Regions from separate parts of the Homo sapiens genome. Here region 1 is linked to region 2. Evidence: chromatin contacts called from ENCODE Hi-C or POLR2A ChIA-PET data. All regions are on one chromosome and are shown on one strand. Each heading gives the region's core, a stretch centred on a gene start or an enhancer-like site at or near the end of the contact. The rest is flanking DNA. Distances are from core to core; before and after follow the strand shown.

Evidence for each region. A loop is a pair of places that touch in the nucleus more often than their neighbours do. ChIA-PET counts read pairs that join two places held with the same protein, here RNA polymerase II (POLR2A). Pooled maps may share reads with other maps.
Region 1: a loop to region 2 is called in a map of PC-9, with 4 times the contacts of the local background. The contact joins the enhancer-like site here to the promoter of DDC-AS1 in region 2. A Hi-C loop is called at or near these places in 1 of 168 maps with a recorded cell type or tissue (PC-9) and 5 of 50 pooled maps. POLR2A ChIA-PET finds 5 or more read pairs at or near these places in 3 of 52 experiments (HepG2, PC-9 and activated CD8-positive, alpha-beta memory T cell).

Annotation. Positions count from the first base shown.
Region 1 is chr7:50,608,183-50,613,495 of GRCh38, reverse strand. GRB10 (growth factor receptor bound protein 10) reads left to right here. Exons shown (of 19, transcript NM_001350814.2): 13 at 657-755. Among named protein-coding and RNA genes, the nearest start is that of DDC, 45 kb to the right of the region's middle. Within about 2 kb of position 2,680, at least 3 of the 41 ENCODE cell types and tissues checked have a DNase peak (open chromatin) inside an H3K27ac peak, as active enhancers do.
Region 2 is chr7:50,529,775-50,535,462 of GRCh38, reverse strand. DDC-AS1 (DDC antisense RNA 1) reads right to left here and starts at 3,704. Exons shown (of 5, transcript NR_033845.1): 1 at 3,581-3,704. All of the region lies in intron 4 of DDC (dopa decarboxylase), which reads left to right. RefSeq lists enhancers at 1-691, 3,055-4,254, 4,614-4,783, 4,632-4,801.

The sequences.
Region 1 (5,313 bases), core at 1,431-3,930, 79 kb before region 2:
GCCTGCAACAATTCTCCTCCCTCACCAAAGGGCCCTGCCTCTGGAGGGGCACCTGTCTTCTCCCCATGGTGCCTACTTCCCCTTCTGTCTCATTCTCCAGAGCCAACATCAGTCTCCCTCTCTGGACCTTCTACTTGGGGTCTGATCTTGGGGCTGCTCAGACATCAGAATCCCTGAGCTCCTCAGGGGTTGCCCCTCTTGGCTAAGCCCTGCAGCAGCCCCTCCTCTCAGTGGCCTGGGGGCAACTTTAAGATCTCTCCTCCTGTAAGTCAGAAGGCAGGTTCTCCTCCCATAGAATCCAGTCCGTCGACAGAGTTAGATGCCTCTTCCTCTTTGTCCTATTGTGCTTACCACATTACGTTGTCCTGTGCTAGTTTGTTTTTCTGTCTCCTCTGAAGTTCCCAAAGGATGGCTTATTATTCAGCTAAGTGGTACACAACCTGGGGCCAGTCCATGGTAGGCACTTAATAAAGTCTTGTCAGGAAGGTGGATGAATGAACGCTTAACACACAGGTGTGTGTGTATCTGCTGTGCTCCTTGCTAGGGGGATCTCCAGCTGGTTGTCTCTGGTTTGTGTCAGATGCAGCCCTGCCTTGACAGAAGCTGTTTCTGACTCCCTGTGTAACACTAACAGGACTTTCTTTTACCTCCTGTAGCCAAACAAAGTCAGGAATGAAACTAAAGAGCTGAGGTTGCTCTGTGCAGAGGACGAGCAAACCAGGACGTGCTGGATGACAGCGTTCAGACTCCTCAAGGTATGTGACATCTTGCGGTTTGTGTTGAGTGCACATCTCTTCGTGGAAAATTGGCCTCTGGACTTGATGTCTATTCTGGCAGGAAAATGCTCGTAACTTTTCCGCTGTTCTGTCACAATATTTTATTTATCAAATGTAGTTAAGCATCTTTCTAAACAAGATCTCAGGAGCTTTTAACAGAGGGCCTAATATTAAACAGGGTAGAGCTAGGTTTTCCGGACTCAGTACTACTGACATTTTGGGTAGAATAATTCTTTGTCGGGGGTCTGGGGGACATCCAAGCATTGCAGGCCACTTAGATGTGTGGCATACCTGGTCTCTGCCTGCTAGATGCCAGTCGCACGCCCGGCCAGTTGAGACAACCAAAAATGTCTCTAAATGTTGCCAAATGTGCCCTGAAGCCAGAGGATGGGGAATTGCCCCTGGTTGAGACCACTAGATTAGAAGAATAGGATTCGAAAAATCAGGACCAGGGAGAAAGGAAATAGTACATGAGGTGTTAATTATTTTCACGACTGAACCAACTCTCAGGTTCCCAAAAAGCCAGGGCCATGAAGTAAACATGATGAATTATACAGTTGACTGAAGCTCCTCAGCAGAGACAGTACCTCCTGACTGTAAGTTCTAAAGGAAATTTATCACGTGGTACTGCATATAGAGTAATGCCCTTGACAGCAATTTCATGCCAGTTGCCAGAGTGATTTCATAGGGCTGTTTACTGTAGTCACTTTGGATTTCCCACAGTGTTTCTGTGCACATATACCATATCCCACATGTCTGGAATTAAGTCTACAGAGTCCTTGTGAGTTGTAAGTTAGCTGGCCCAGGTGAGCTTGGCTAAAGTCCAGGGGTCTCCATAGGAGATGTTCGTTTAGTCAACTGGAGCCAATGGATACAATGGTCTAGGGATTTCTTTACAAAAACTCCCAGCCTTCGTTGAACTGTAGTGGCCTTTGAGCTGGTCCAGAGACTCAAGGTGAAGTCAATTAAGGAGATGGAGGAACTGAAGGAAGCATAGCTCAAAACTTTCCTGGAGGTGCTGCAGATCCAATTCTGAATGTAGTCCTGTTGTCCCATCCACTTGGCAGGTAGCATTTTGCACCCAGTAATCCACAGATTCCAGAGACATTAAGGATACATCCTAGTGCCATTTTTATAGGATGCTGGGGCCCAAACCAAAAGTTCCACAGATTGGCTTCCTGTATCTCTCTCCCAGAACCTTATTTTATGTTTTCACTGATTAAAAAAAGAATTATGGAAATCAAAACTTTACAAATTCATAATGGAAGAGGAAATGTCCATGTTAATACATCATAGATCATAGACCACTCCTGTGTAAGCCGGTTTTCAGTGTAAGGGTCATCAGTGGGAACTGGTCACATAGGTGACATCCATTGAGGGCAGTATTCTGCATGGACCTCCAGAAAGAATGAGATTGCTCTTTGTGTCCTGTTGCGGAAAAATTACTAACAATTAAAAAGCAAAGTACAGAACAGTATATAGAGAGAAGGCTACATTTGTGTGAAGGGAACAGGAAAAATTGGAATATTTGTATTTGATGGTATGCTCATGAACATTGTGTGAGCTGCAGGAGAGAAGAAAGAGGTTGCTTAGTAGGGAGAGGAGATGGGAGAGGCAGCTGTGCAGATAGGGGCAGCGGCCAGGGGTGATCTTTTGAAGCTGTCTGTATATGGTTGAAATTTTAATCTGCAAATGAATCATCTGTTTTGGAAAAGGCAAAAAAAAAAGGAAATGAAAAAGGAAAGTGGTAGTATACTCCAAGAAGCTATGAATTCTATTACTTTGGGTAATATATAATAAATCCAAGTATCAGGTTCTTAACCACTGTTTCTTGGGTGTCTCTCCTTTGTTGCGCTAACATAACGAGCCACAGGAAAGGATGTGGGCAGAGTGACTAATGCAAAACGAACTGACTTTATTGTTGTCAGTGTTAACAATGATGTGTTACATAATATTAAGATTTTTTTGAGCATTTGCTATGGGCCAGGCATTCTTTATCACTTTACTGTTTGTGACAGCTCAGTGACATGCATATTATCATCCTCATTTTGTGGATGACAAAACTGAGGCCCAAGCTGTAGCTGCCACGATGTGGCAGAGCAGGGTCAGAGCCCTGACATTCTGGCCCCAGAACCCCTTTCCTCACTACCATGCTTTGCTGCCCTCCCTAGAGCCACCTGGAAGCTGCCGTGAGTTCTGAATGCATTCCTCTTGTCCCAGCCACTTTGCAGGGAAGCACTTTGCATCCAGTGATACACGGATTCTAGAGTCATTAAGGATACGTCTTAGGTACTATTCTTATAGGAGGCTGGGGAGCCAGACCTGACAGGAAGGTGGCAGTGATGGCCTCGGGGCCGGTCTCAAGTGGAGTGCAAGTGATGTGTTTCTGCCCCAAATAGCCATAGGATTGTAATGCAATCGAAACGCCATTTGAGTGTTGTCGGCACTGATTCATTGCCCACTATACAGAAATGATAACCGGGATAGAGTTAGGGACAGTGGGGAGGTAACTCTTTATGACTCCAGGGTCTCCATGTTGACATTCATTCTAAAACAAGGCATCCCGTGTGTGTGCTCTGCCTTCCTCCAGAGGAGGACACAGGACACCGGATCCCCTTTTAGAGGATAAGAGGGTCTGAGGGCTGAAGTTGACAGGGCCCTTTTACCATCTACTACAAACAGCATCTTCATATCAACCATGGAAAGGCAGAGCTGGGTTGTTATTTTGAATTAACCTAGGACCTTCTTACATCTTTACCTACACAGATACACTTTCTTGAAAAAAATGAATAAATCTTATAACTTGGGTCTACATAGGAGAAAGCTGGCATGGCTTTACTTAGCTTTTCAGAAAGATGCTCTTAGTAGCGCCAGCAGATAATCTTTTGTCTCATTTCTTCCTGTTACATTGTTTGTTAGGTAATTTCTTGGAAGCTGTAGGAGCTGTGTGAATAGTATTAAAACTTTGCAACAATTATTTATTGCCATCTTTCCTCCTCCCTCTGTCTTCTAGAAGTCTCTTAATCTACTGTAGAAACTCATCCCCAAGAGGGAGGTCTTGCCTCATCCACACAAGAGTCCCTAGTACTGATTGCTTTGGTTTTACATGACCTGACATTGAAAAGGCAATGAACGCAGCATTAAACCTTTGCAACAATTATTTATTACCATTTAATCTTTTCTGTCTACACACACCCATATATGTAAATATATACATGCAAACATGTGAATAAAATAAAATGTGTATGTTATTAGGTACCCAAAATTGAGAATATTTGTATCTTCCTGGTATGTCAATTCTAAGACATTATAAAATATGCTTTATTAGCAATGCTCCTTGCCCCAGAGTCTAATCTGGCACATATTAATTTATTTAATGATTTTTACCTCAGCTTTGCTTCATTACACAGTTTTTCTTGGACCATCTTTTTTCTACTTTTCTGGGTCCTTATGTTTAAGGAATATCTCTTATAATCACAATGTAACTATTTTACTTTGATAATCTTTATCTTTTAACCAAAATATTTACTGTGATTTAATTGTATTATTTAGTGTGATAATCATATTTGTATTTGAACCTGCCATTTGCAGTTTTTTCCAGGTTGTCCCACCTCTCTTGTATTCCTTTTCTCTTAATTTTTTAGATTTATTAAGTATATTTATGTTTTTCCCTCTGTTAACCCAATACGTACATGTACATTTACTATTTTCTCCTGGTTACCCTAGATATCACATCTTTTTTTTTTTTTTTTTTTGAGTCAGGGTCTCACCCTGCCTCCCAGGCTGGAGTACGGTGGCATGAGCTCATCTCACTGTAGCCTCAACCTCCCGGGCTCAAACCATCTTCCCACCTCAGCCTCCTGAGTAGCTGGGACTACAGGCATGCACTTCCATGCCCAGCTAATTTTTGTATTTTTTATAGAGACAGGGTTTTGCCATGTTGCCTAGGCTGGTCACAAACTCCTGGACTCAAGCAATCTGCCTGCCTTGGCCTCCCAAAGTACTGGGATTACAGGCGTGAACCACCGCGCCCGGCCTAACATGCCCCTTGAACTTATTAAAATCTTTTATAATGTAGTACATTTACTGACTGCTTTCAGGCAGGCATGAGGACCTTTCACTCCATTTGCTCCATTGTCCCTTTTGAAGGATTCTTGTCATATATATAAAACCTCTTAAGACATAATGTTATTGTTTTATATACTCTTTAATCACCTACATCTTTGCACTTTAATATTTCCTAAATTTGCATTCTTCTCTCTGGGACTAGAAGACCTCAGCTTAGCGGTTCTTTTCATGTGGGCCTGAGAAATTTTCTCACTTTTTGTTTCACTTTCATTCTTGAAGGAACGTTTCACTGGTTATAGGATGCAAGGTTAGCGGTTATTCTCTTCTGCATCTTCCCACTGCATTGTCTTCTGAATCTTATAATTTATGTAAAAACATTAGTTGTCTGTCTTCCCATTGCTTCTGTGAAAATAATGCACGTTTTCCTCTGGTTGTTTTTGACATTTTCTTTGTGTCTGTTTCTCAGCAA
Region 2 (5,688 bases), core at 2,455-4,954:
GCTGAGGAAAATGAAATGTCAGGCATAGTGGCTCACGCCTGTAATCCCAGCACTTTGTGAGGCCAAGGCAGGCAGATCACCTGAGGTCAGGAGTCTGAGACCAGCCTGGCCAACATGGTGAAACCCTGTCTCTACTAAAAATACAAAAATTATCCAGGTGTGGTGGCGGGCACCTATAATCCCAGCTACTTGGGAGGAGAATTGCTTGAACCTGGGAGGCAGAGGTTGCCGTGAGCCAAGACCTTGCCATTGCACTCCAGCCTGGTTGACGAGAGGGAAACTCCATCAAGAAAAAAAAAAAAGAAAGAAAAGAAAACGTCAGCTATGTTGTAAGCAAAGCTTCAATACGTTGCTGTGAACCATACCATTCTACGTAGCAGCAACAATGACTCAGCAATGATTCAGCAAATGAATCATGCTTCAGTCCCAGCACAATTTTCTTCTGGTCAGTGAGTATGCAGCTGGAGAAGCCTCCTTGGCCAAGATCACAGCAAGGATAGGCTGTCACAGGTGCCCTTCCAGCGAGGGGAGGGAGCTACTGCACACTGTCCGCAGCCAGTGCTCTGTCAGCTGCACTTTGCCTTGGTGAGGGCCAGATGGCTTTCTGGCCTCTGGAACATCAGTCCTGATTCTCCAGGGGACAGAGGGCAGCAGCACTCAGCGACCCAGTGGGACAGCTGCGTGCCTGCAGAGGGCGTGGTTTTGATTCCAGGCAAGGGCATGCATGGTCTAACCCTTTACAAGAGGCCTCGATGTTGGTGGCCGACTTACTTTTTCTTTTAGTTTTATACACGGGACAAGGTCTACTTTTCCATTTCTTTTCCATTTGTTCCTCTCATTTTTTTTTTTTATTTTGTCTTGTTTTTAGACGAAGTCTCATTCTTGTCGCCCAGGCTGGAGTGCAGTGGCACGATCTCAGCTCACTGCAACCACTGCCTCCCGGTTCAAGCCATTCTCCTGCCTCAGCTTCCCAAGAAGCTGGGATTACAAGGCACCCATCACCATGCCTGGATAATTTTTGTATTTGTAGTAGAGACAGGGTTTTGCCATTTTGCCCAGGCTGGTCTCAAACTCCTGACCTCAGGTGATCCACCCACCTCGGCCTCCCAAAGTGCTAGGATTACAGGTGTGAGCTGTAGGAGATCGGTCAGAGTGGTGGGAGAAACTATAGGGAAAAGGAGCAGGCCTTCTGAAAGGTCAGAAGGCTCTGCAAAGCTCCATGGCAGAATAGCTGAAGGCAGCTGTTCTATAACCCTGAGGCAGAGGATAAGGAGTAGGTACAAGGGAGTGTAGGGGAATTTATCTTGGTCAAGCTTGTTTGTTAGAAGTTGTCCAGGAACTGACCTCGGAACATCCTTGCACGTGACATTCCCTGAAAGGGGAACAATAAATGTTAATTATCTACAGGTTGTGTTTGCTCCAGGTTTTCAGCATTGTGCTTGCACTCAATAAAAGCAAGCTGCTCCAGCTTCTCAGGGCTGCTCTCTGGCCACTAGAGCCAGGCAGTCACTTAGCTGCTCTTACACTGCATACCTGTGTCTGAGCACTCATTTCCTCCATCGGCCAGGGTCTGCAGGACAGATCCAGCAGTGAGCCACTGCACCCAGACTGTTCCCCTCATTTTGACCCTCCCTAGCATTTGGTGAGCCCTGCTGATTCAAGACTCAGCTCTGTGCAGTGTGGAGATTTTTCTTCTACTGTATGTTAGTTATTGTGGGCCACGTCACTCTTTTTCAGGGACTTCAATTTTCCACAGATTGGGTACCTCTTCCATGATTTCTCTCTTCCTTTCGATATTTCCCTTTTTTGTTATCTTCTATATTTTAGGAAGCTTTTCATGGTTTTCTCCACATGATTATGTGATTATGGACCTGGTGTGGTGGCTCACGCCTGTAATCCCAACACTTTGGGAGGCCAAGGCGGGTGGATCATTTGAGGTAGGAGTTTAAGACCAGCCTGGCCAACATGGTGAAATCCCATCTCTACTAAAAATACAAAACTTAGCTGGACATGGTGGCATGTGCCTGTAATCCCAGCTACTCAGGAGGTTGAGGCAGGAGAATCATTTGAACCCAGGAGGTGGATGTTGAGGTGAGCTGAGATCATGCCACTGCACTCCAGTCGGGGTGACAGAGTGAGACCCTGTCTCAAAAAAAAAAAAAAAAGTCCCCTTTCCACCTAGATACTGGACATTCATGGTAAAAATGAAAAGACACAGGAGCTTTCTTGTCATATTCCCTGTGTTATTTCAGTATCTACATGTGAATATATGTATACAGACAAAATTGAAATGATACTACGCATATGGATTTTCTGCATGGTGCTTTCCTTATCATTTTATTGTGAGCATTTCCCACTATTTAAATATTGTTTGAAAAAAGTATTACTCCATGATTTTCTATGATGCATCACAATCTATATAAATATATAAATAATACCTAAGATATTTGTGTTGCATCAAATTTTCCATTCTTATAAAAAAAATTTTGGAGGACACCCTTTAGGATGAAGTGCAACAATCTTCCAAGATGATCACCTTCCTCCTAGGACTCTCCTGGCTGTATTCATGTTTAACATTCATGCTCCCCACTAAATCCAAATGGAACAAAACAAAAATTGAAGCATTTCTAGGTCATTGCATCTTATAACAAAAACAATTTCATATTCAATTTTTTCAGCAGATGATTCCTCTAATTATATACTCCTCAAAAAAATCTTATCAATCCCTCATAATATAAGCTGTGTCTATTATAATAAGAGCTACTTTTCATTGAATAGCAATTATGAGCTTGGCTATGTTTTAGCCTATGTCTTGTGCTTTGTGTTATTGTCTTCATCCTCAAAGTATTTATGAAGATTGATTGGATTATGGACAATCTTTTTCATGGATGAGGATATTGAGTCCCAGAAAGTTAGTAGAACATGCATAGCAGCAAAAGTGAATTAAAGCCAAGGCTAGTAGGAAAGACAACCAGAGTTATGACTGTTACACCAGCTCATCCCTGACCATAGGCTTGGGTTGGTGTCCAGAGATGTGCATGCTACTATGGGCTGCATTTTCGTTTCATTAAAGACAACCTCATTTTTGAGAGACCATACAAGTCTTTAGCATTTGGGTAGGAATATTCCTGGCATCTCTCAGCCCCCGCTTTAACACAATCTTCCTGTGAGCCCAATCCACTCAGTTTTTTTCTGGATGAAAGGAAGAAATGGGATCTGTGTTTGCCACCGGAAGCTCACCCTTCTCAGCAGACAAGGCTGATTGTCTGTAATTGGTGAGGCCCCAAAGAGCACAGGAGCCTGGTGACAGCCTGTGAGCCAGCCTGCATTATTGATCCCCTCAGAGCTGTAATCACAGCTGTGGGCGTCAGCGCAGTGATGCGTGTCTGAGTCAAATGGCAAACTGTTGTTGTGAGGCTGGACAAATGTGGTCTGGGAAAATGGTCTCTTAATTGGGTTTTAAAGTTCTTGTGGAAGAAAAGACAATTTTTTGCTTCGAAAAAAACTGAAGATGAAAGGACATTTCTGCTCACGGCATCAGCAGCCAGAAGCGTCAGACCTTACCAGCATCCCCTCCTACCTCCTGAGCAGGCTTGCCATGGCAACCTTTGTCTGCTGCTATCGCACAGAGCCATCGTTCCTGCTCTGTACCACATGTCACCCTCCCCGTGCTTCTCTCCGCGAAGATCTGCTGCCAGCAAAGTGCAGAGAGCTCCACCTGACATCATGCTTGAGGCCACCAGGCCACCCTGGTGGCATCGGGGTGGTGTGGTTCTAGATGTGCTACTGACGATTTGCTCCTTCAGGCTTTTAAAACATCATTTTGTTGACTTAAGAAGGTGAATTTTCTCTTAGGACATGAACTAAGCTCCCCCATCCCCCCCCAGAGAAAAGCCATAATGAGTTGTCATGGTGATTCAGGTGATTCATGGTGACTCATTTCATTAGAATGTTCAGAGAATGAACACCTGCGTTCCAACGCTTCAAGCAGAGGGTAGAATTTAGCCGGGGAAGCTGCAGTCACGCCTGCTTGTCAAGCATCAGAACAGGGAATTGTGCCTTCCACCAGGCTTTTCATGTTACATTTCCAATGAGAATGGGTGGGACATGACAAACAAAATGTGTGTGGGGGCAGATAGGGGGACAGGAGGAAATCAGGGACAGGAATGATGGGGTACATAGGAGAAGTGTAAGTAAGGTACAATGCCTGCTCTCAGGGAGCCTGGGTTTCCTGGGATGGCTGATTTAGCTTTGCCAGCCAAAATTGGTTTCTCCCCTTCTCTCTCCTCTGGCCAAGGTTTGTAAACCTGGCCTAAAACAATGTCTAAAATCATTGCTCATGAAAATATAGCCTGAAGGAAATAAAGTACCCATTTTAGATGCTGAATTAAGAGACGCATATATCTGTATATTTGAACCCATCCATTAGTGCTACAGAAACATGAATAAATGTATTTATCTTTCAATATTACTGTCCCACCAAAGGATGTGGGTTGGCTCAAAAGAATAAGTAAAAGTAGTGTCAAGGCAAAGTCAAAATGAGAAATCAGGGTCAATGAAGAGAGCATCAAATGTTAAGAAGAGAGGTTAGCATTTCTACTTAATTATTTTATTATATATTTCTCTGTAAAAACCTATCATGTTATAAACTTTTTCAGAGTCAACAAGAACCTACCTTCTTTTATTTGCCCTTTCTAATGTCCTTTCATACTGGTCGGTAGATGGGTTTCTTCTACGACTTACTTAAGAGGGAAGGTGCTCGCTGCCCCTACCTTTCTAGGCCCATGGCACCCTAAAAAGCGCAGGCGTGGGCTCACTCCTAACCGTGCCCTACCTAGCTGCTGATTTGGGGCAAGTTAGTGAACCTCTCTGCACATCTGTTTCCCCACCTGAAGATGATAAAACACAAAAATGGGATTATTTTTACAACTTAAATGGGATAACATAGCAGGCCCTGAATCCATTAGTTTGCCAGGGGTTCCCTAACAAAATACCACTGACTGGGTGGATCGAAGAAGAATTTCTTTTCTCACAGTCCCGAAGGCTGCAAGTCCAAAATCAAAGTGTCCACAGGGTTGGTTCTCCTGGGGCCTCTCTCCTGGGCTTGCAGATGGCCACCTTCTCCCTGTGTCCTCACATGGTCTTCCCTCTGTGCACCCACATGTCTGGGGGCCACATTTCCCCTTCTTTTTATTTATTTATTTTTTTGAGACTGGGTCTCACTCTGTCGCCCAGGCTGGAGTGCAGTGTTGTAATTGCGGCTCACTGCAACCTCCGCCTCCCAGGCTCAAGTCATCCTCCCACCTCAGCCTCTCGAGTAGCTGGGACTACCAGGCACGCCACCATGCCTGGCTAATTTTTGTATTTTTATAGATACAGGGTTTCGGTATGTTGCCCAGGCTGGTCTCGAACTCCGGGGCTCAAGTGATCGACCCTCCTCTGCCTCCCAAAGTGCTGGGATTATAGGCAAATTTCATATTATCAGAAACATGTCAGATTGGATTAGAGCCCAGCCATGTGACCCCATTTTCTTTTAATTACCTCTCTAAAAAGCCTATCTCCAAATATGGTCACATCTGAGGTCCTGGGGGTTAGGGCTTCAACACATGAATTTTTGGGGACACAATTCAGCCCGTGTCATTAGGAATCAAAAGAAACCCTTTAAGGCATCTCTTAGTCTCAAGGAAA